2 separate regions of the Homo sapiens genome follow, and region 2 is linked to region 1. A link is a loop called in an ENCODE intact Hi-C map of the cell type or tissue named here. Cell type or tissue: IMR-90. All regions are shown on one strand. Links, peaks and the distances in the headings refer to the core of each region. The heading gives the core; the rest is flanking DNA. Region 1 holds the start of LOC105373936 (a long non-coding RNA gene). Region 2 has its middle 81 kb from the start of LINC01173.

The links. A loop is a pair of places that touch in the nucleus more often than their neighbours do. Peaks named below come from ENCODE experiments on the same cell type or tissue, not always from the same donor. Only the 100,000 strongest peaks of a DNase experiment are listed, where the experiment ranks them.
Region 2: it touches region 1 in a loop (4-fold over the local background); 1 of 110 quality-filtered maps calls a loop at or near these places.

What each region holds. Positions count from the first base shown.
Region 1 is chr2:234,628,662-234,640,207 of GRCh38, forward strand. It overlaps LOC105373936 (a long non-coding RNA gene), which reads right to left and starts at 4,047. Exons shown (of 3, transcript XR_923998.3): 1 at 3,620-4,047. In IMR-90, for the core only: no CTCF peak of the experiment used is centred there; DNase peaks (open chromatin) are centred at 4,220 and 4,490; H3K27ac peaks cover 1,738 bases.
Region 2 is chr2:234,757,843-234,769,388 of GRCh38, forward strand. No RefSeq gene overlaps it. Among named protein-coding and RNA genes, the nearest start is that of LINC01173, 81 kb to the left of the region's middle. RefSeq lists an enhancer at 7,000-8,199. In IMR-90, for the core only: no CTCF peak of the experiment used is centred there; DNase peaks (open chromatin) are centred at 5,459 and 5,889; H3K27ac peaks cover 1,305 bases.

The sequences.
Region 1 (11,546 bases), core at 3,015-5,514:
TATTATTGTTTAAACTTCTGTATTGTTTGAACTAGCAATCACAGATTACTGATATGGACAGGAGACAGGGAAATACTGAGTAGAAGAGGGTGGTTCCCTAGGAAAGGCCTCACTGTCAATTTGTGGCCCTAAATGGGAATAGGCATTTCTGTTTTCACACCCAAAAAGTTGCCTTTTGGCCTGCAATGCCCCCCTGTCCTGTACCCATATAAACCCTGAGCCCCAGGCTCCAAGAGCAGATGAGGAGACAAGAAAACAAGCAGATGAATGGCAGAATGGCATGGCAGAGAAAGAGAGAAGAAAAGGAATGTCTGAACGCTGAGAGGAGTTCAGCTGGGGGCGGTCAGAGAGGAGTTTGGCTGCTGGGTGGCCAAACTCCAGGGGAAGATCACCTTCCCACTCCATCCCCCTCCCAGCTCCCCATTCATCCCACTGAAAGCTACTCAGTAAAACTCTGCATTCATCCTTCAAGTCCACGTGTGAGCTGATTCTTCCAGGACCCTGGACAAGAGCTCAGGATACAGAAAGCTGTCACACTGGTCCTCTGCCCTTGCAGAAAGGCAGAGAGGGCACTGAGCTGGTTAACTCTTAAGTCATCTGTGGGCCACGTAACTAAAAGAGCATTGTAACACTGGGGTTGCAGGCACCCACCCTTAGACACTACCATAGGGCCAGAGCTGAAAGCGCTTGCCCTGGTTCCTGCACCTGCCCGTCTGTGTGATACCCCTCCTGTCAGGGGTTTGAGCATTGGTAGCGACTGAACAGGTGAGCCACACCCCTGTGGCACATTCTGCAAGGGGGACCAGGGAGCTATCCTGTTTTTTCACTTTTACTGTTGTGAAAGGAAGAAAATATGCTATAAAGAATAAATGAAATAATACACATATATAGTAAATGCAACCAAACACATAGCTAGCTCAAAGTGCTCAGAATCATGACACTGAATCAAACAGCAGCCACTAAAAATCCTCATCCTATGCTCTTGCAGAATGCTTTTTCCGAGGGAGGCTTTCTATCACCTAAAGACATCTGAGATTCACAAAATAATGTCTTGTCACAGTACTGAGGCAGAGGCCCGCTGTAGATGCTGCTAGAGGAGGCTGTCATGATTGAGCCTTGAGATGCTTTCCAGTTCTAAGATTTTATGACTCAATTCTCTCTCTGCTGACAATTTCAGACTTACTGTTGGGGGCCCACACATAATAGATCAATGTCAAAACAAAATTAAACACACGAGGCCTGTTGTAAACAATGTTTCTGCATAAAATGAGCCTGGATTTCAATTCTATTACATAAATTCTATTAAAGCTGTCTTCTAAGGGAAGAAGTTATGGTGCAGATTGTTAAAGATGAACAACATTTTCAAAGGCAGGCCAAAGAGATATAAATTCCTTTTGTTAATTAAAATCATGGTCATCTGAACTATGCCTATATTTATAAGCATTCACCATAAATTTTCCCTTGAATGACTTATCTTAGTTTGTGTTAACTCTGGAGTCCTCTTGCCTGATGTCTTTTTCAAAACATTCTTCAGTTCTGTTAGGTGTGTGTGCATGTTTCAGTAGTTGAGAAACAGGCACACAAAAACCAATGCAGATTTTTTTTACTCTGGAGCACATTGTTATTGTCCAAAGGCACAGTTCAACCTTCATTATTAAAGGAGGTATTTTTGGTTTTGAATTATTATTTGTATTCATGTATAATACAAATGTATAATTCATGTATAATTCAGAGCTGCCTAACTGCCAGGTTTCTAGAGGTGCAGAGGATAAGATGAGGATGTAGAATTTGAAAGTCAACCCAAACATCTTAAAGTGAAATCGCATGATGAGGGAAAAGCGGGCTTAACAGAATAATTTTTCGTGACTGCCGTAGTGCAAACTTGAAGAAATTTACAGGACATTTGCAGGAGTGTGGATAACAATAAACCAAGCACACCTGTGATTGTTTACATGGACAATGAAGTCAAAGTTACCCCACAGTCGGTACTGTCTTATCTAGAATGGTTACTTTCCAATTGTCTAAGAATTTAAGAGACTCATAATGCTCTGCTTAGTAAGTTTCTATAATGTAGCCTCCCTAAGGAAATAGATGTACTTTGTAGTTAAAATGAAAAAATAAAAAAATAAATATTAAAAAAACAGCTTATGAATAAACAATGGAATGTGAAACACCTCAGGCTAGAGATCCAGTTCTGAGCTGGCCACTCCCCTGACCTCTCAGCATGTTAAGAAAAAGCAATAGCACATCTGGCTCAGCATCCAGCCTGTCTCTCCCGGCAGCTTGAAATGCTGTTCTTCCTCAGTCTCAGAAGCAAGTTTACTAACAAATCTCACAAAGAGGAGGAAAACAATCGGTTGGAGGTGAAGTAATAAGCAAGAACAAATCATAATAACTGTGACATTTCCAGGCTCTGCTTTCATTCCCCTTGCTGGTTTTAAATTCCAGGAACCAGCCAGCCGGCTCCGTGTGTCAGGGGCAGGAAAAGTCCCCGTGCTGGGAAGCCGAAGTCACTTCCAGCTCTGGGACTTTTATGAAAGGTTCCCAGACTCCTCATTCCTTAACTGGGGAGAAGAACCTCTGTTCTGACTGCCTTTCTGAGTCACTGGTGAGAAATTGATGAGGGTCGGGACCTGGAACCCCGCGAGGGGTCAGTTTCATCTGCGGGCAGTTGTTTCCCCAGTGCTCTCTCAGGGAAAAACACAAGTCTCCCAAGCACCTGCCCTACCTTCTAAATTTAGAGCTAGTAATGCCTGGTAGAGTTTTTATAATTTATTTATTATCATAATTGTTGTACCTAGAATGAAAATTATTTCACAATTTGAGATAGTTTTGGTTACAACTTTCTTAAGAAGTGATAACAATAACGGGTTAACTTAAATTCACCTCATACTAAAATGTATTTACTGGTTGCCAGAACCCAAGGAGCAGAGCCCTGAAGCATATGGTTTTTGTTGCTGTTGTTTGTTTTTGTTTTTGAGACAGGGTCTCACTCTGTCACCCAGGCTGGAGTGCAGTGGTACGATCACTGCTCACTGCAGCCTCCACCTCCCAGGCTCAAGCAATCCTCCCACCTCAGTCTCCCACATAGCTGAGACTACAGATGCACGCCACCACACCCAGCATGGAAGTATTTACACGACAGCAAGCAGCAAATGCTACAAACCAAGGCTTCCTCCCCCAAATCCAGATGTTAAACATTTGCTAGCACATCACTGGTCTCCATTCTTATGCATCCAGACAATTACAGCACAAGGGCTACAATGTCAGAGATAAATCCATGGTCTGAGAGCAGGTCTTGACTCCTGCACACTGAACTTCTACAGGCACAACAGTTTCTGGGTAGGATGCTCAGTTTCTAGTAGTTTCTAATAGATGAGCATGAAAACGGACAAGTTTGAGTCCCATTTCTTCACCTTCTGGTGTCAAAGGCTAACAGGCAGAAGGGGCAAGAATCTGAACCAACTGGATGATCAGTGCCTTAGCAATGGATCAGTCTTCTTTTTCACCATTGGTCATTCAAAGCCCAGGTTAACAAAATGTTTTTAAACAAAAGAGGTGTTTGCAGAAGTGTAAATGGAGGCGCTCCACGAGAAAGTGGGAGGGGATCGGAGCCTACCTGCTGGGATCTCTCTTCTTGCTCACAGCAGGACTGAAAAGGGAATTCCTCCATTGCAGGGTATACGGCATGGAAACCTCTGCCACAGCCAAGAGCAGATGGTTGTTGATGCTAAAACTCACACACCAGCCTCGCTTCCACCCACGAAAGCAGTTTTCCCCAGCAGCTATTTACAGAGGCGCCGGTTTCACCTGAGAACCAAAGGTTCTCCACAGTGAGGATCTGTTTTGAACGAAAGAAGGGTTTTGTGTAATGACTTCTAGGCCCAGGAAAGCAGCCTGGTCCCCATGCTGATGGCAGGAAGAGGCGCTGCGTAAGGCATCCTCTGTTGCAAGCGAGTGAATGCTGGTAAGAAACCAGGAGAGACCAAGCGGAAGGTTGAATCTTAAAATGTCTTGTTTAAGTGTGTAGCCGGCACCTGGGGAGAAAAATCCCAGCCTTGCTAAAAACATTCCAGTAAGATCAGTAAGATCACAAATAAGCTTTGTCTTCGGGTTTCTGGGAAATGATCCAGGATCCGTGGATCTACAAATGAAGAGAAGTTAACCCCAAGTCTGTGTGTATAGGGGGGGATAACCACATACACGTGTGGAATACTTTCAAACACTGGTGTGTCCATACTTTTGCCAGTCATCATAAAAGTCATTTACTTGGTTAATTTGTGGGTTTCATGTTTTTTTTTCCCCCAATATTGTAATAGTTTCTAATCCTGTACCGTTAAAGCTGTAAGAAGAGTCATAGTTTACACTGTCTTCCTAATCACCCATACGCATGTAGTTAATGGCTTATCTTTTTTCTGCCAGTTCTAAAGCATTCCAGTATATAGACTTGACCACAGTTGAACATTTTGCAGATGTGTTTATTTTCTTTGAGTCTCCCTAGGCTTCTTGCACCAAGTCTGCCTGTGTGTCTGTGTGAGCTGTTTACGCTCTGCAGCTGCTTGAAACTCTGATCCAGCCTCTTCCTGAACATGTCACTGTCTATGTGGCCAGATCTTCTCTCCCACCAGCCAAGTCAGTCTTCCCGAATTCCTGTGCTCTGTCCCATTGCCACTGCTGCTGGTGCCAGCTCTCAACAGGACAAAGAATAGGATTGGGAGAGGAGAGAACAGGCAGGGGGTTGTGTACCATCAGTCATGTTCCATCCACCTTTCCCATGATAAATTCAGAAAGAAGCACTCTGGTGTTATACATCTGTCTCTTGTGAGTTAGCACAGTATGTGTTCTTTTACCCCATCTACTCACTTCACATAAAAAGCCTCCCTTCCAGGGTAACTGGATTCAGGGCTTCTTTGTAGAGGAAAGCCCTGTCTTTGTTTCTTTCTCTTCTTATAGCATAGAGTACTTGCCCCCAAATTCAGACTCCTGGGGAAGTGGAAAATTCCACTTGGGCCTACAGTCCCAGGCTGAGTTCTCCATTCCAGTCTAATCAAAAAGGCCCGAATTAAGCCACTGAACCAAGTACTGGCCCAGCCACAGAATGGACTTTTATGTCCAGTTCGCTGACGTCCCTCATGGATACAGGGTGCTGAGGTGGGACTCAAGTTATATAGGGGAGTGTTAGAAATTGAACCCTTAAACCCGAGCTCCTCGTGCAGACAAACACATCTAATTCCAAGTTAAACAGAATCTGAACCAATAAAAACATTTTACCCTGAGGATAGAAACATGCAAACAAGGTGAATCAAAACAAAGAAAACCTGTTTGCCTTGTCTTAAACATCCAGAACTATTTACCTCTCTCGTCATTAATAAAATCTCTGTATAAATATTTCCCCAGGAGGCAGCTTCTGGTGACGCACAAATATTTTTCCATTAAAGGAGACGAGACATTGCCTTCTTTTTGATATCACCATTCTGACTCCTGATGGAGAGACTGATGCCTGTGAGGCATACCTGTCCCCAACAGGTAAATCCAGGAGTAGGGATTCTGCCCTCATTTCCCCTCGATTGCTACTACATTCTTTTTTTTTTTTTTCCCCGACAGAGTCTAGCTCTGTCGCCCAGGCCGGAGTACAGTCGTGCAATCTCAGCTCACTGCAACCTCCACTTCCTGGGTTCAAGTGATTCTTCAGCCTCACCCTCCCAAATAGTTGGGATTACAGGTGCCCACCACCACACTCAGCTGATTTTTGTATTTTTAGTAGAGATGGGGTTTTGCCATGTTGGCCTGGCTAGTCTTGAACTCCTGACCTCAGGTGATCCGCCCACCTCGGCCTCCCAAAGTGCTGGGATTACAGGCATGAGCCACCATGCCCAGCTGATTGCTACTACATTCTAATGGTTGCTCTTGGAAGTTCCTGATGTACAGTGGATACTGAAAATTAAAGTTAAAAGAGCTTTTAACAAAAAGCAGTACTGGAACAGGTGAAATACATCTTGGAAATGCTAACTGTAGGCAATGGAAAGTCATTGAAGGTTTTGGAGCAGAAGAAATTAATGATCTGAGTAATGGGGATAGTAATGTATATAGTGATTCTGAGGGGAAACTTAGAAACAGGAAGATCAGATTGGCAGCTAACAGGAAGAAATCAGAATTAAGGTAGTTTGAGTCAGAAAGGAGAAAAAATTCTTTACAAGACAAAGTGAGATGAACAACATATTGATAGGCTATGAGGGAGATTATCTGCCATGTTGGGATAAGATGAAGACAGGAAAAATATTTTTACTGAAAAGAGTTGGGTGAAAACTAAAGTAACTCCACATGTAATGCGTTTAAGTATTTATGAGAGACTCCAGTGTAGATAACCAGCAAATTACTGGAAATACAGAGTTACAGTTTGGGAAAATATTAGGTTTGGATTTGAGATCTTGTATTTAGAGGTGATTTTTGAAGAGGGTGTGGCGAGAAAGAACAAATGGAGAACTTAGAAAAACATATTGATTCTCTTTATATTATAAAAGGAATGCTGTTATATTGGATGCCATAGCATCTCCCAGGTCCAAATATTAGGTTTGGATTTGAGATCATGTATTTAGAGGTGATTTTTGAAGAGGGTGTGGAGTGAAAGAACAAATGGAGGACTTAGAAAAACATATTGAGTCTCTTTATATTATAAAAGGAATGCTGTTGTATTGGATGCCATAGCATCTCCCAGGTCCAAATCCACCAACTTTCTTTGCCCTGATTTGTGGGACTATAGCTGGACCTTGTAAACATTTCTCCTTCTCCAGCTGCTGGAATGTTAGGCTTCATCAACAGAGGGTGCTGGAGTGACCCTATCAGGCCACAGCAGCAGAAACTCTTCCACTTTGCAGTCTATTCAGCATGGGACCTGATATGGTTTGGCTGTGTCCCCACCCAAATATCACCTTAAATTGTAATAATCCCCATGTGTCAGGGGCAGGGCCAGGTGGAGATAATTGAATCACGGGAGCAGTTTCCCCCATACTGTTCTTGTTGTAGTGAATAAGTCTCACAAGATCTGATGGTTTTATAAATAGGTGATCCCCTGCACAACCTCTCTTCCCTGCTGCCATGTTAAGATGCGACTTTGCTCCTCATTCACCTTCCACCATGATTGTGGGCCTCCCCAGCTATGTGGAACTGTGAGTCACTGAAACTTCTTTATAAATTACTCAGTCTTGGGTATGTCTTTATTAGCAGTGTGAGAACAAACTAATACGGTAAATTGGTACTGGTAGAGTGGGGTGCTGCTGTAAAGATACCCAAAAATGTGGAAGTAACTTTGGAACTGAGTAATAGGCAGAAGTTGGAACAGTTTTGAGGGCTCAGAAGAAGAGAGAAAAATGTGGGAAAGTTTGGAACTTCCTAGAGACTTGTTGAATGGCTTTGACCAAAATGCCGATAGTGATGTGGACAATAAAATCCAGGCTGAGGTGGTCTCAGATGAAGATGAGGAACTTGTTGGGAACTGGAGTAAAGGTCACTCTTGCTATGCAAGGAGACTGGTGGCACTTTGCCCCTGCCCTAAAGATTTATGGAACTTTGAACTTAAGAGAGATGATTTAGGGTATCTGGTGAAAGAAATTTCTAAGTGGCAAAGCATTCAAGAGGTGACAGATCATAAAAGTTTAGAAAATCTGCAGCCTGACAATGCAGTAGAAAAGAAAAACCCATATTGGGGGAGAAATTGAAGGTGGCAGCAGAAATTTGCATAAGTAACCAGGAGCCAAATGCTAATCACCAAGACAACGGGGAAAATTTCTTCAGGGCATGCCAGACACCTTTGCAGCAGTCCCTCCCCTCACAGGCCTGGAGCCCTAGGAAGGAAAAATGGTTTCCTGGGCCAGGCCCAGGGACCCCCTTTTCTATGCAGCCTCTGAACCTGGTACCCTGCATTCCAGCTGTTTCAGTTCCAGCTGTGGCTAAAAGTGGCCAACCTACAGCTCAGGCCATTGCTTCAGAGGGTGCAAGCCCCCAGCCTTGGTGGCTTACACATGGTGTTGGGCCTCTGGGTGCACAGAAGTCAAGAACTGAGGTTTGGGAACCTCCACTTAGATTTCAGAGGCTGTATGGAAATACCTGGGTGTCCTGGCAGACATTTGCTCCAGGGGTGGGGCCCTCATAGAGAACCTCTGCTAGGGCAGTGTGGAAGGGAAATATGGGATAGGAGCCCTCACACAGAGTACCTACTCGGGCACTTCCTAATGGAGCTATGAGAAGAGGGCCACCATCCTCCAGACCCCAGAATGGTAGATCCACTGACAGCTTGCACCATGCACCTTGAAAAGCCACAGATACTCAACACCAGCCCATGAAAGCAGCCAGGAAGGGTGCTCTACCCTGCAAAGCCACAGAGGCAGAGCTGCCCAAGGCTGCAGGAGCCCACCTCTTACATCAGCATGACCTGAATGTGAGACATGGAGTCAAAGGAGATCATTTTGGAACTTTAAAGTTTAATGACTGCACTATAGATTTCGGACTTTCATGGGGCCTGTATCCTCTTTGTTTTGGCCAATTTCTCCCATTTGGAATGGGTGTATTTACCCAATGCCTGTACCCCCTTGTATCTAGGAAGTAACTACCTTGCTTTTGATTTGCCTTGTCTCAGGTGAGACTTTGGACTGTGGACTTTTGAGTTAATGCAGAAATGAGTTAAGACTTTGGGGGTCTATTGGGAAGGCATGATTGGTTTTGAAATGTAAGAGCATGAGATTTGGGAAGGGCCAGGGGCAGAATGATATGGTTTGCTGTGTCCCTACCCAAATCTCACCTTGAATTGTAATAATCCCCACATGCCAAGGGCAGGGCCAAGTGGAGATAATTGAATAATGGGGGCAGTTTCCCCTATACTGTTCTTGTGGTAGTGAATAAGTCAAGTCTCACAAGATCTGATAGTTTTATAAATAGGTGATCCCCTGCACAAGCTCTCTTGCCTACCATCATGTAAGATGTGACTTTGCTCCTCCTTTGCCTTCCACCATGATTATGAGGCCTCCCCAGCCCTGTGGAACTGTGAGTCAATTAAACCTCTTTATAAATTACCCAGTTTTGGGTATGTCTTTATTAGCAGCATGAAAACAGACTAACACAGGAGCCCAGCACCTTTGCAGAGGAACTCTCTCTAGCCATACTCTCCACCAGTGGCCACTTCTGAGCCACTCCCACCTGCCCACAACCTCTGTCAATGGCAGCTGCTTCTAAAGACCAGCACCAGCCTGTGTCCTCTGCCAAGTTTTTTTTTTTTTTTTTTTTTTTTTTTTTGAGACGGAGTCTCACTCTGTCACCCGGCTGGAGTGCAGTGGCACAGTCTCAACTCACTGCAAGCTCCGCCTCCCAGGTTCACACCATTCTCCTGCCTCAGCCTTCTGAGTAGCTGGGACTACAGGCACACGCCACCACACCCGGCTATTTTTTTGTATTTTTAGTAGAGACGGGGTTTCACCATGTTAGCCAGGATGGTCTCAATCTCCTGACCTCGTGATCCACCTGCCTCAGCCTCCCATAGTGCTGGGATTACAGGCGTGAGCCACTGTGCCCGGCCATCCTCTGCCAAGTTTCTTGCATATGTCAGGCTGTGTGTTCCTGCTGTAGCCATGCTCTCTTCAGTGAGGTCTGAATCTCAGCCTTGGTGTGGGGTGGGGCTCTCTTGGTCTTTTGTTCCTCTGTTATCCACTTTCTTTGTCCTGCAATAAGTAGCTGCTCCTTTGTACCTGCTTCTTGACCTCTTACAGTCCTTTTTTATTTTTTAGGTAATTAACCACTTTCTGTAATTAGCAATACATTAAATTATATTTTCCCTGTTCCAATGAATGGTGTGGTTTCTGTCTCTAACTAATATACATGTGGAAAAGAGGTTAGACTTTTTCCAATTGATTATTTATTATACAGCTGGAACCTGTAAGTAGAAAGTACAGAATCAAAATAAAGGCTTTTGAAAGGTCAGCACTACAAAGGTTAGAATAGACTGCATCAAATTGTAATGACTTTGCTGCCAATGGCACAACCCCCCAGCAGGAATCCTCTAGAGGGATTCAAGAGTTAAGCAAGGGGTTGGACTGGATGAAACTGAAGGTCACGGCTAACCTTGAGAGTCGACAGTTTTACACAACATTCTGAATCTTATTCTTGCCTCCACTAATAATTAACTCTCCTAATTCCCATTAGTCTTCCCAAGGGCATGATTATAGTTTGGCATTATAAAAGCCATGGACTCAATGTGAGAAAAGTGCAAACTATTATTGTCAAATTAGTGTTTTCCTGGAGATTTCTCAAATTGTCTTGTGACATTCCATATCAATGTTATTGCTCAGGTAAATATGATATTCCATTTCCCAAGCATCTAGATTTAAAATTTCTAAATGTACTCTAACAACTAATAGCTCAATACTGCTGAAGCTCCATGGCCATTGAATTAGGTTGTTCTTCAACTTCAAAACAGCCTTCAATGTCATTCATCCATTACTGTTCCAGGCCATATATTTCCTCTGTGTAGCATAGGTTGAAACACTCAAGCAGAATCTGAGTGACTTATCCAAGGTTGTGCTGGGGAAAGAAAAGCCTTCTTAATGCCTGATATATCTTGATCTCTTCCTCCTATAAATGAAAAGCTAATAATGTAAGCTTTTTTGTGTGCACATTAGTTTCAACATATGGGCATAGAACATTCTACCGCATGGCTGAAATTCTACCTCATGGCTATGTGAAAATCTACCCACTGCTGCCTAACTTCTTGCTGCTGCTTCTTGATTTTCTAATGATTTGACCTTTAAGTTTGATGTAATATTATTCAGAGAAAGATTCATAGCAATTGTATATCACTGTAAATTATATCCTTTAGCAATTGAAAACGGTCCTTTGGTCCCATAAATTTTTTCTTGAATTTTACTTACATGTACTTTATTCCTGCTTTCTTTGTATTCAATTTTTACACATCTGTTTGTTCTTTTTATTTTTTGAGTTAGTTTTAGTTATTTAATTTTACACTAGGCATTTCAGATATGCCACTTTTGTTTTCCATGGGCCTCTTATAAACATATATAAATGGAATTTGTTTTTCAGTCAATTTAAGAATTTTTTAAATAGGTGTTGAACATATTTAAGTTCAATTTATTTTGGCATTATGTTCTTTGTTTTTGTTTCTTTTTTGAGACTGAGTCTCGCTCTGTTGCCCAGGCTGGAGTGCAGTGGTGCGATCTTGGCTCACTACAGCCTCTGCCTCCTGGGTTCAAGCAATTCTTGTGCCTCGGCCTCCTGAGTAGCTAGGATTACAGGTGCCCACCACCATGCCTGGCTAATTTTTGCATTTTTAGTAGAGACGGGGTTTCACCATGTTGGCCCAGCTGGTCTCAAACTCCTGACCTCAAGTGATCTGCCCGCCATGGCCTCTCAAAGTGCTGGAATTACAGGTATAAACCACCATGCCCAGATGTTCTGGCATGATGTTCTTTTTAATACTCTCCTTACCACTCCTTTGTTTCCTGCCTTTCTCCCATGACCTAAGTCTCAATTCTTTTATCTTCTGC
Region 2 (11,546 bases), core at 4,819-7,318, 130 kb after region 1:
GGCAGGTGGATCACGCGGTCAGGAGATCAAGGCCATCCTGGCTAACATGGTGAAACCCCGTCTCTACTAAAAATACAAAAAATTAGCAAGGCATGGTGGCACACCCCTGTAGTCCAAGCTACCCGGGAGGCTGAGGCGGAAGAATCACTTGAACCCAGGAGGTGAAGGTTGCAGTGAGCTGAGATCGCGCCACTGCACTCTAGCCTGGGCAACAGAGTGAGACTCTGTCTCAAAAAATAATAATAATAATTAAATCTCATTATATCCCTCCTCCATTCCTCATCCTCCCCAGCTCCTTATTTCCCTTAGAGAAAAATTAAGCCTTAAGTCTTCAATGACCCCACATGCCCTCCATGATCCGCCTCCCTCCTTCTTCCCCATCTCCTCCTGTCCCCCCATGCTCTCTTCCCTCCAGCCACACTGGCCTCCCTGCTCTCCCTTTGAGGTGCCAGGCACACTCCTGCCTCAGTACCTTTGCACTGGCTGCTGGCTCTGCCTGGAATGCTCTTCCCTGAGATAGCCACCCAGCTCCCTCCCTCACCTCCCCAGGTCTCTCTTCAAATGCACCTTTTCTATCAGGTCAATGGTCCAGCCGATATAAAGAGTATATTGTCAGCTCCCTGAACACTGATCAACTTTTCATCCTTACCACCTTCAAACATTCTACATACTTTCCTTACTTGTTGCTTTTTCATCTTTCTGCCCTACTAGAATATAACTTCTCTAAGAGCAGGGAAATATTTTTTTTTCCACTAATGAACCTAAGTACTTGATCAAAGTTTCCATAACTTTTACTCCCTTAAAGCTTGCAACTAGGCAGGGCCTCATAATTGCATATCTGTTCAGCTGGCCTTTCCTAAAAGTGGTAATATACCTGTCCCATACATCAGATATTCACAAGAGGTCAGGAGAGGGGAATATGCCAACACAAGCAATAAGTTAGAAAAATAATTGCTATGGGGAACTCACTGTCCTCAATCTTTCAGCAATAATGAGAAGGAATGTTTGTAGAGGGTTTTGCAGTTTAGAAAGAACTTGCAGTTCATTTTCTCACTTGAGCCTCTCTGCATCCCTGTGAATTATGCATTAGTATCGTTACACGTACTTTACGTGTGATAAAACTGACGCTAGGAGAGGCCTGAGGTCACTCAACCAGCAAAGGCTCAGGGAGAAGGAAAATGCTGGTCTCAGGACTGTTTGTACCAACACCACGCACCTGCCTTGCCAGAGCAATCAACACAGATGTAAGTGTCAGTGGGATTAACCATTTCAGAGAGCATTTGGTGCTGTTGTTTATTTCCTTCTGCTTGTCTTTTTACCCTTCACTGTAAGATAAATAGAGGAATCACAGAAAGATGAATCTACACTAAAGAAATGTGTGATTTCATGAATTATTATAAAATGAGCCTTGTAAACTTTGCAGCCAACCCAGAAGACCCCCATGGTCCCCATACCATCCCCACACAGCCCCTCTTCTCCCATCAAAAGTAACCATCATCCCAGCTTCTTCGGTAAAAGTTCTCTTGCATTTCTTTAGTTTCACCATCAAGATGTGTATCTTTAGACACAACAATTGTAGTCTTACTCATTTTTTTTTTCTTGAGACAGGATCTCTGTCACCCAGACTAGAGTGCAGTAGCACGATCAAGGCTCACTGCAGCCTTGACCTCCTGGGCTGAAGCAATCCTCCTGCCTCTGCCGCCAAGTAGCTGACACTACAGGTGTGTGCCACCATGCCTGGCTAATTTTTGTATTTTTTTTTCTTTTTGTAGAGATGGGGTTTTGCCGTCTTGCCTAGGCTGGTCTCGAACTCTTGAGCTCAAGCAATCCACTTGTCTTGGCCTCCCAAAGTGCTAGGCTTACAGGTGTGAGCCACCACACCCAGCTGCCTTACCCATTTTTTAAAAACTTGCTCTGAACTTTAAGTCTCTTAATCAACTGATTTCCCTGCCATTCTTTCTCTTCCTTACAATATATCTAATAAAGAATCTAGGCCTTTAGACCAGTTGTATACCCCACAACTGGAGTGTGTGTGTGTGTGTGTTTGGTGTGTGTGTGTGGATGAGCAGGTGTGGGTGTATGTGCACATACACATAAAAAATATCCCTTTGGTTTATACTGATATTTTAAATTCAAATTCAGAACTAAAGGGTTTGTACTTAATTTCTTTTATATTACACCTGTATATCCTGTCTTCCATACCAAGAATCCACACTCTCAAAAACACAAGAGATGATAGAATCAGAGTATTCCACAATTATTCATTTGCTTTATCCCTTATCACACACACAACAGTCTCAGAATATTAACACTAGCACTACTACTTATAAAGACTAATAACAGCAAACAATGTTCCCCCTATTTTGTAGTGGTTGTAACATATATTAATTGTCCATCCATACAGCCAGCACATGTCATCCTCTCTCCCTGTTAACCTTCATGTAGCCCTAGTCCTGCAAGTTCATATGTAGTTAGTGCTCACCAACAGTCCTTATGACTCTCTGGTCATTTGGGTTGTTGAAAATCATTTTTCAGTAGCTTTCTGAGGAGGGTCTCACAAGAACAGTATTCTCAGAAGGTTTTCATGTTGATAACAGTTTATTGTGTCCTCTTACACTTAACAGTTTTATTGGATTAAAACCTTGTCTGTTTATTTCTTTTATTGAGTATATTAAATATGTTACTCCATTTTCTTCTGGCACAAAGCAATACAGTGAAAGAGTCTAATGACAATGGAATGTTCTTTCCTTTATAAGTCAAGGGCTCATTTTTTCCTTCTTTTTCTTTAAAGTCCAATAATGGCATTAGAGTGTTTTGGTGTTAGTTGGTCTGCATTGATCCTCTCAGAAGCATAGTGAGTTCTTTCAATACATAATTTCAAGTACGTATTTTTCAATTTCAAGAAATTTTCTTTGCAGTATTGCTTTTAGTGCTAGGTTTTGATGGTCTTTCTCAGAGGCTCCTATTACCCATATTTTGGATCCTCTTTGCCTGTTTAATCTTTATGATGAAATGATTATCTTTCTTATTTCTAACTCTTAAGTCAATAAATCTTGAGTTCTGTCACCACATTCTGAGTTTTTCTCATTTATATCTTGCATATTATTCTTAATGTCTTTTAATTCCTTTTGAAAAGATGTTACAGTTTTGATCTGTTTATTTTAAACATCTTTTCCTAGTATACAAGGATGTTATTCTGCTCTTCTTTTCATAAGTTACTATAGTAACTTAGCATGGAATTTAATCTTGATGTTTTTTGGTTGCTCATCTTTGAGTGAATTCAATTAACCTGAATTTTTAGAATTGTTTTCACATAGTGTTAAATATATATTTGTATACATTGTGTTATTTATGTTAAATTATATATAGAGAGGCTAGCTTTCTGAGATTTTCTGGCTGTGTTTTCTTGCCCTGTTTTTATCTAAACCGTTCTCTTCACCTCCATGTCCACATGATTCTGCTCCAGCAGTTGCTCCTCACTGTAGGGTCCTATCCAGCTAGAAAGTTCCGGCTGGCCAGCGTCAAGTGTTCTCAGGATCAGACTCCTCCAGCCTTTCAGACCTTACCAAGGGCTCTGAGCATTTCTCTACAATCACAGCAGGTAAAATACTCTACTCTAATCTTCTCTTCTCTGGTTGGCCCACCATGCTTTCCAGTGAATAGCTGTTGGTTATTTTGTGGGTTCTCCTTTTCCAAGGTCTGACACCCTGATTCTTCATTCCAATTTATCTCCCAAGAAGCTGATAACACACAAGTCTTGTAGCTACTGGCAATGTGTCCCCACCAACTAAATTTCAGAGGTTATGAAAATATCTTGTCATCTAGCTCTTTTGTAAATGTTGTTCGTTAATTTTGTTTGGCTATGCAGATATTCTGTCTGTTTTCACGTGGGATTTAGGAAGATCTAAAAACTATGTGGCGACTGCACTACCGGCTTCCAAAAATCTTCTACTTGTTTTTTAAAAGAGGAGTGTCTAACCCAATTTGAAATTCTTGAATTGGTAAATTATATTATGTTCTGCTATATTATATTGTATTATATCATATCATATTATATCGTATCTCACATATATATAAACATTAGTAGGGACACTTTTATGTTTCTGTAAGCCAAAAACCTGTCCTGAATCTCTCCCCAATCCAGCAGGCCAGGGCAGTATTTTCCAGTTTTAATGTGCATGTGATACGCCTGGGAATCTTTTTAAATTCAGGTTCCAGGCCAGTGGGTCTGGCGTAAGGCCAGACATTCTGCATCTCCACCAGCTCCTGGGTGCTGTCAGTGGGATGGTCCACAGACCTCATCTCGAGCAATAAAGGTCGAGGTGTCAGCAAGTGATTACTCACTTTTGAAAGATTGCCAATACATACCATGTCTGCTTTTAATGAAGGACCACTCTTAGTAGTTTCCCAAAACATGTAGTACCCTTGTAAGAGCTTGTTCTTCTTTTTAATAATAAAAGAAACTGAAATCCAATACAGACTTCTCTGAGAGCGGTATTCTGCTGCACATTATCACAAACATTCTCTCCTTATTCCTATTATCATTTTTATAAATGATAAAATAGACTCAGATTGATTTGCACATAGGCTGGAATTGCAATGCAAACCTGAATTTTTGACTCCAAATTCCTGTCTCCTTCATCCTACATTGTGCTTGGGAGCATACAATTTCTATTTTGGTCTTTATCATCTTTACCCAATCTTTTCTCTATTTTTATCCAACTTATATATTCATTATTAAATTTTTAACAATTTCTGGCCAGGCACGGCGGCTCACAGATGTAATCCTAACACTTTGGGAGGCTAAGGCAGGAGGATCATTTGGGGTCAGGAGTTTGAGAGCAGCCTGACCAACATGGTGAAACCCTGTCTCTAGTAAAAATACAAAAAAACTAGCCAGGCATTATGGCGGACACCTGTAGTCCCAGCTATTCGAGAGACTGAGGCAGGAGAATCACTTGAAGCCAGGAGGCAGAGGCTGCAGTGAACTAAGATCGCACCACTGCACTCCAGTCTGGGCGACAGAGCAAGACTCCAACTCAAAAAAAAAAAATTAACAATTTCTCTTTGCTTCTTGCAATATGATCATCAGCTTTAAGGTACTGGTTAATTACTTCAGCTTACTCTTGCCCAGAGAAATGCAACTCTGTTACCAAATCAAGAGTTGATTTACTTCATTGTCATCTTGACTCGTATTAAATAAATTATGTTAACTGGCTCTGAAAAGAATTTAGGCATGCATAGAGAATAGCAGTGTTTTTATTGGCGAGAAAAGAAATCATGACTTTTTTAAAAATACCAGACTAATGATTAAATAAATTAACAGTCCTAGGGTTCCGGAAGTGGCCTAAAGCACGTAGTAGCCCTCCTTAGAGCTCACTGCCTTTGTGTTGTAGTTTGACAGAAGCAAAGTTAAGCCTTGCTCGTCCAGTTCCCATGGAGCATGTCCAATCCCTGAAGAGTGTTCGTGGAAATGCACATCTGCAGCCCCACCCTCCGGGTCTGATTGTGTTGGGCTGGTGGGGCCATAGAAACCACATTTTCCACAAGCACTGCAGTGACTCTGATGCTCAGCCCTCGAAGGAAGTCATTAGCAGGCTCAGCCTGGAGGGAGCCCCACAAGACCTCAGGCTCCAGGAAGCAAGTGTGCCAGGTTGCATGGCCATAGCACAGAGGAGTGTGACCAGGGTGCCACTTTTCTCATCTCTCACCATGCCTTTCAGTTTTGTGCAGCAGAGATATCTTCTCTTGGCCCGACTGTAAACTCCGGCATGCTCTCTCATGTATACATAGTCCCAGTCCAGCAGCCATTATAATTTTCCAGCACAGATGTGGGAATGATGCAGTTTCGAAATGCAAACTTCGAGATAACTCATGTATGAGTTTGCCAGGGTTGCTATATCAAAGCACCACAGATTGCTCAGCTTAAGCAACAGGCATTTGTTTTCTCACAGTTTTAGGAGCCGGAAGTCCATGATCAAGGTGTCAACAGGGTGATTCATTCATTCTGAGGGCTGGGAGGGAGGGTCTCTCGAGGCCTCTCTCGGCTTGCAGAAGGCCCTCTCCTCCTTGTGTCTTCACTATGCCTGCCTGTCTCTATGTTCAAATTTCATCTTTCTGTAAGGACAGTCCTGTTGGATTAGAACTAACTCTAATGACTTCATCTTAACTTGATTATCTTCAAAGACCTTATTTCCAAATAAGGCCACATTCTTGGGCACTGGGGGCTAGACTTTGACACCTTTGGAGGCACCCAATTCAAACCATAACAATTCATTTGATTGAAAAGATCTTTGTAATTTTTTTTTTTTTTTTTTTGAGACGGAGTCTTGCTCTGTCGCCCAGGCTGGAGTGCAGTGGCATGATCTTGGCTCACTGCAACCTCCGCCTCCCAGGTTCAAGTGATTCTCCTGCCTCAGCCTCCTGAGTAGCTGGGATTGCAGGCACGTGCCACCACACCCAGCTAATTTTCACACCAGCTAATTTTTGTATTTTTAATAGAGATGGGGTTTTACCATGTTGGCCAGGCTAGTCTCCAACTCCTGACCTCAAGTGATCCGCCTGCCTCAGCCTCCCAAAGTGCTGGGATTACAGGTATGAGCCACCACCTCGCCCAGCCAGATCTTTGTAATCTTAAGAGTAAGTTACAACCTTTAGGAAATGTGGGCTGGAAGCCATTTAAGGAGGTTTGGTTGAATGGAATGTATTTACAGGATTTTCATGATTGCATTACCCTGCTGTGGTTCCTGCTCAGAAGGCCTCCTGTTAACATGTTTATGATGATCCCCCTTGGTTCACCAGGTGCTGAGTTTAGGAGTACCTTTCATGCAACAAGAAAATATTTTTCCCCTGACACAATATCTTGCAAACACTCTAGGAAATATCAGTATTAAGAAAGCTAATTAACATAGGATATGTAAATCGGCATAAAGTCAACATTTGGCAGGTGAATCCGGTAAGCACCTTTGACACAAAGATAAATTCCCAATCTCCTGAGTGTCTATCTGGATGAAATTCAGGGCCTGGGGCTTGGCTCCTGGTGGATGTGGCTACAAGAAGCTGTCCCTTCCCCAGCCCCTCCCCTGGGCCTCCCTGTCCCCACTCTGGGATCCCCAATTCCTCAGGGACACTGACAGATTCCTGCTGTCTCACAGGGACCCCGGCTGTGGGCTGGCTTTTCCAGGGCATCCGCAGTTGTGCTGGCCTTCCTTCCCTGCTCCTGAGAAGCCTGAAGAGGACCCAAAGGGTATTCACAGCCCCCCACCCAGGGCTGGGGGAGAAGCAGCGGTCAGGAGCAGCCCCGCCGTTCCTAGCTTGAGAGCAGCTGCAGAAGGACTCGGCAGGACCTCTTCTCAGAGATTTCAAAGTGTGCAGGGACTTCAGAATGCATGGTCATCAACTGAATAAGGTTTATTTTACAGCTGAACCCACCTGCTTCCCACCCAGCCTCCTCCACCTGCTGCACTCCTTCCTGATTGAGTGAACAGTGCCCGCTTTGATGGCAGCCCCCAGCTGGAAACAAGGGCACTCTACTGGCCTCCCTCCTCCCCTCACACCCTACAGCCAGTCGGTCATCTCATGTGATGTGCTGGCCCCTCTGACCATCCCCACTGCTGTCCTTGGCCCCTCCCACTGCCCTTATTCACCCTTTATTGACTTCCCGTGATGAATCACGACAGCCTCCTACCTGCACACCCTCCCTGGATAAACCTCCTTCCTTCTTCCAGCAGGATCCAGTCCTCAGATGGAATGTAGGACCCGAGAGGAGGCTCCTGCACTTCCTAGCTGTCAGATCTTGGGTAAGATATTCCAACCCTCTGTGTCCCAGTGGCCTCCCCTGTAAAATGAAGAGGAGGATAACAGTGCCTGCATCACTGGGCTATTGAGAGGATGAAATGAGATAATCTATGTAAACCCCTTCACCTAATGAGTGCTCGCTCAGGTGAAGGTAGCTATGATTACGTCCTTCCCAATGTGCTCCCAAAGTAACATCTCCTCATGTCCATTGCAGTACTTACCATTCACAGAATAATTATTTTGTGTCTTTTCATCACTTAATAGAAGAGAAGCCTTCTGAAGGTAGGGAATCTCTTATTTATGTCTCATGCCCAGAAGTTAGGATGGTGTCTGGAATCTACTAGGTCCTCTATGAATATTTGAAGGAGAGATGTGTGGAAGAATGGATTCATAGAAAGGTGGATGGCTGAATGGTGACTAAATCCAACACCATTCCAGTGTTAGAATCATGTTACAACCCAACATGAAACATTAAGACTTTTTGTCGTATTACTTTAGTGGTAAATGCTCAAATGTAGTTTTGTCCTAAAATTAACCACTGATAAATCTTAGAAAACTAAAAGAGAAAGTTTTGATTTAATTAGTTTTTCCTTTTTTTTTTCTCAGTTCATGTTTCTGTTACAGAGGGGAAGTTTCTGAAAGTTAATAGTAGACATGACAGTAAATATTGACCATGAGGAAATGTTTTCACTCTTAATTATAGAGGATGCTATCTTTCTTTCTGCAATAATAGTGTTCTCAATAAAGAACTTTTAAAAATTATTTATATAAAGGAACATAACTTTTTTTAAAAAAACAGTATTTTGTATTGTGCAAACTGCAATCTTTATATCTCAGCTCTGTCTTTTAATAATAAGGCTTGATGCATGTGTGCAAAATACAGCAAACGCAGTTTCACATCATGGCCAAAACCATCTGAACTACCATCAAACTAATCCAAACAAGGCAAGGAAAGCATTGTCTTTAAGACTTAAATGGTGTAGCCATGTTCCATTTTACAGAAATGCACTTTTAGTCTCTGCAATGGTGAATTTTATGTGATCTTATTGGTTCTGTTTCCCTGGAGAACTCTAATACAATATCTTTTGTAAAATTCTAAATGGGTTTTTTTTTCAAATGCATAAATGATTAAACCTTAATTTGGGGGTGATTCCTATGAGATGAGTAACAATGGGGAAGATCCGCATCAGCATGGCGGGCCCTGACACAGCTTGAGATCACCCCAGTCTTATCTAACCCGCTTCTGTTGACTGTCTACTCCCTGTAGACACAGTACTGGCTTCTAGGTCGCCTGTGAGCAAATCTCATCAAATTCATCTAAATGACCACCAGGCATGAACCAGGATCACATTCTTAAAGGATTGCTGAGGACTTCAGAGTACAGTACTGGGCCTCTAAACACCCACATGCGCCCCCCAAGTGAGGGGAGGATCTTGGCTCTATCAGCTACCACTTCCAGCTCTGCTCCTAGCAGGCGCCATCCATTTGTCTGCCCCTTTGGGAAACTCCTTCCAATCACGTGGTTCCACTGGGAGCTGCTGTCTTCCTCCAGAACCTGACTCCCTGGCCACAGTGGTGGTCTAGGGCTGAAATGCCCACCTGGCTGATCACAGGGCTCCAATCTCTGCTCACAGGTGACTGATCCAAATGTAAGAACCTACACACCATGATTCAAGCCATCTTTTCCCAGGATTTTCTACCAGGAATCAAGGGAAGCCAGTCAGTTCTTCTCGAGTGGCCAAGATGGGCTGATGTGAGCAGCCAGGTCTCCTGCCCTGTGGGGCTGGGAGGAGAGAGAGCAGCCCACTCCGAGGGGCACTGACTAGGAAGAAGGACAGAGCCCAAATTCCACCATTGCCAAGGCCAGCTGGGCTTTCCTCCCTGAGGGGGGTCACAGGAAACACCTGCCCCTTTGCTGGAGCTACTTGGGTTGGGTCTTCATTGGCAGAAACCAAAGAGTCACTCTGATTAGTTCTAAACTACAGGAGCCATTCAGTCTTCTGGGCCTCAGTGTGAACTGGGAATGGCCACACCTCCCTTGAAATCTTAACACTTATGGTGGAGAGTGAGCTGAATGTGTGTGAACTGTGCACACATTACCTTCCCCATGGATCCTATGAAGAGCAGATAAGACTTTATAACCCAGAAAAATAGGAAATGTGTCAGATGTTTACTTATTTTTCTAATCATAATTATGAAAGTTGAGGTTACTTGGGATCCTGTTGTACTAGAATGAGGGATGTGATTGGATGGATTACAAAGCTCATGCATGCACACATAAAACAAACATAAGCAGACAACCCCTTGAGATGGTATATGCATGTCCTAGAATGACTATGACAAAGGACTGTAAAACTGGGTGACTTAAAACAACAGAAATTTGTTCTCTCATGGTTCTTGAGATGGGAAGTCCAAAATCAAGGTGTCATATGGCCAAGCTCCATCTTAAGGTCCTAGGGAGGAATCCTTGCTTGGAGGATCTTAGGCAAGAAATAGCACCTGGTGGCTCCAGGTGTTCCTTGATTTATGGCGGCATCTCTCCAACCTCTGCCTCTGTCCTCACACAGCCTTCTGCCCTCTGTGTCTGTGTCTTCATGGGGTATTTGTGTGTTCGTTCTCTCTCTCTCTCTCTCTGTCTTTTCTTATAAAGACACCCGTCACATTGGAGTAGGCCCACTCCAATCCAGGATGACCTCATCTTAACCAATTACATTTGTAGCATCTCTGTCCCCAAACAAGGTCACATTCTGAGGAACCAGGGTTTGGACTCAGACACATCTTTTGGGGACACAATAAACACACTATGATGGTGCACTCATTTTCCAAACTTCTTAGTGACAAAAAGTAAAGTAGTGGTAAAGTCACCACTGCAGCAAATGTCACCCTGGTCAGGCACCAGAGCACACTGCTCCCTGCTTCAAGCCATGCCCTGGAACATCAGGGGAAAGGATGAGATTGGGGTCATGGAAGTCCTCAGACGGGGCTCCCAGAAGAACCCCAGCAGCCACCACAGAAGGGTTACGCCTGCCTTTGCCTCTGGGGCTCCAAGTGCAGGTCCGCCTGAGACAAGACAACACACTCAGATCTAAAAAATCAGTGGAATCCTCTTGTTCCTCTTAGGTTCATGCAAAGCCAATTCAAGAGTCTGGCCAACTCGTTCCTCTCTGAATGAAGTGAGCTTTGGAACATGACCCACCATTTGAGAGTTAGTCATGGGGTGGTGACTGCCAGACACAATTCTACCCCTCCCTTTCCTTTCTAAAATAACCCCAACCCCTGTTGGTACAGCCGGGTACAGAGACAGCCTGCGAGCCCATCCCAGCCATCACAGCAGCAATCACAGGGTTCAGTCCAGGGCTGGCCATGACCCCCGAGCCGTCACCTTTCCCAGGACAAATGCATGTGTGCTGGTAGCAACAGTTGCTCTCTCCTGCAGTTTCAAGTTGGGAGGCTGTGAAGCTGGGACTCGATTCACCCTCTTCCTCCCCTGAGAAGAAGGTTTGCCCTGGTCTCACTGAGGCCCTGGCCCCTGAGCCTGGTTCTGCAGACCTGCTGGCTCTCCATAGCTCCCATGGCGCTCTGTTTCTACTCCTGAGACTTTCAACCTATTTGTACCTTGGTTCTGATACAACCTCCAGTGTCACTCCTATTGAGACTTGCCCATAGAGCTGGCCCTAGAAGTGGACGCCATCTGCCAAGGACAGTCCCCACTCCAGCCACTACCACCTCCCTCCATCACCTGCCCCACA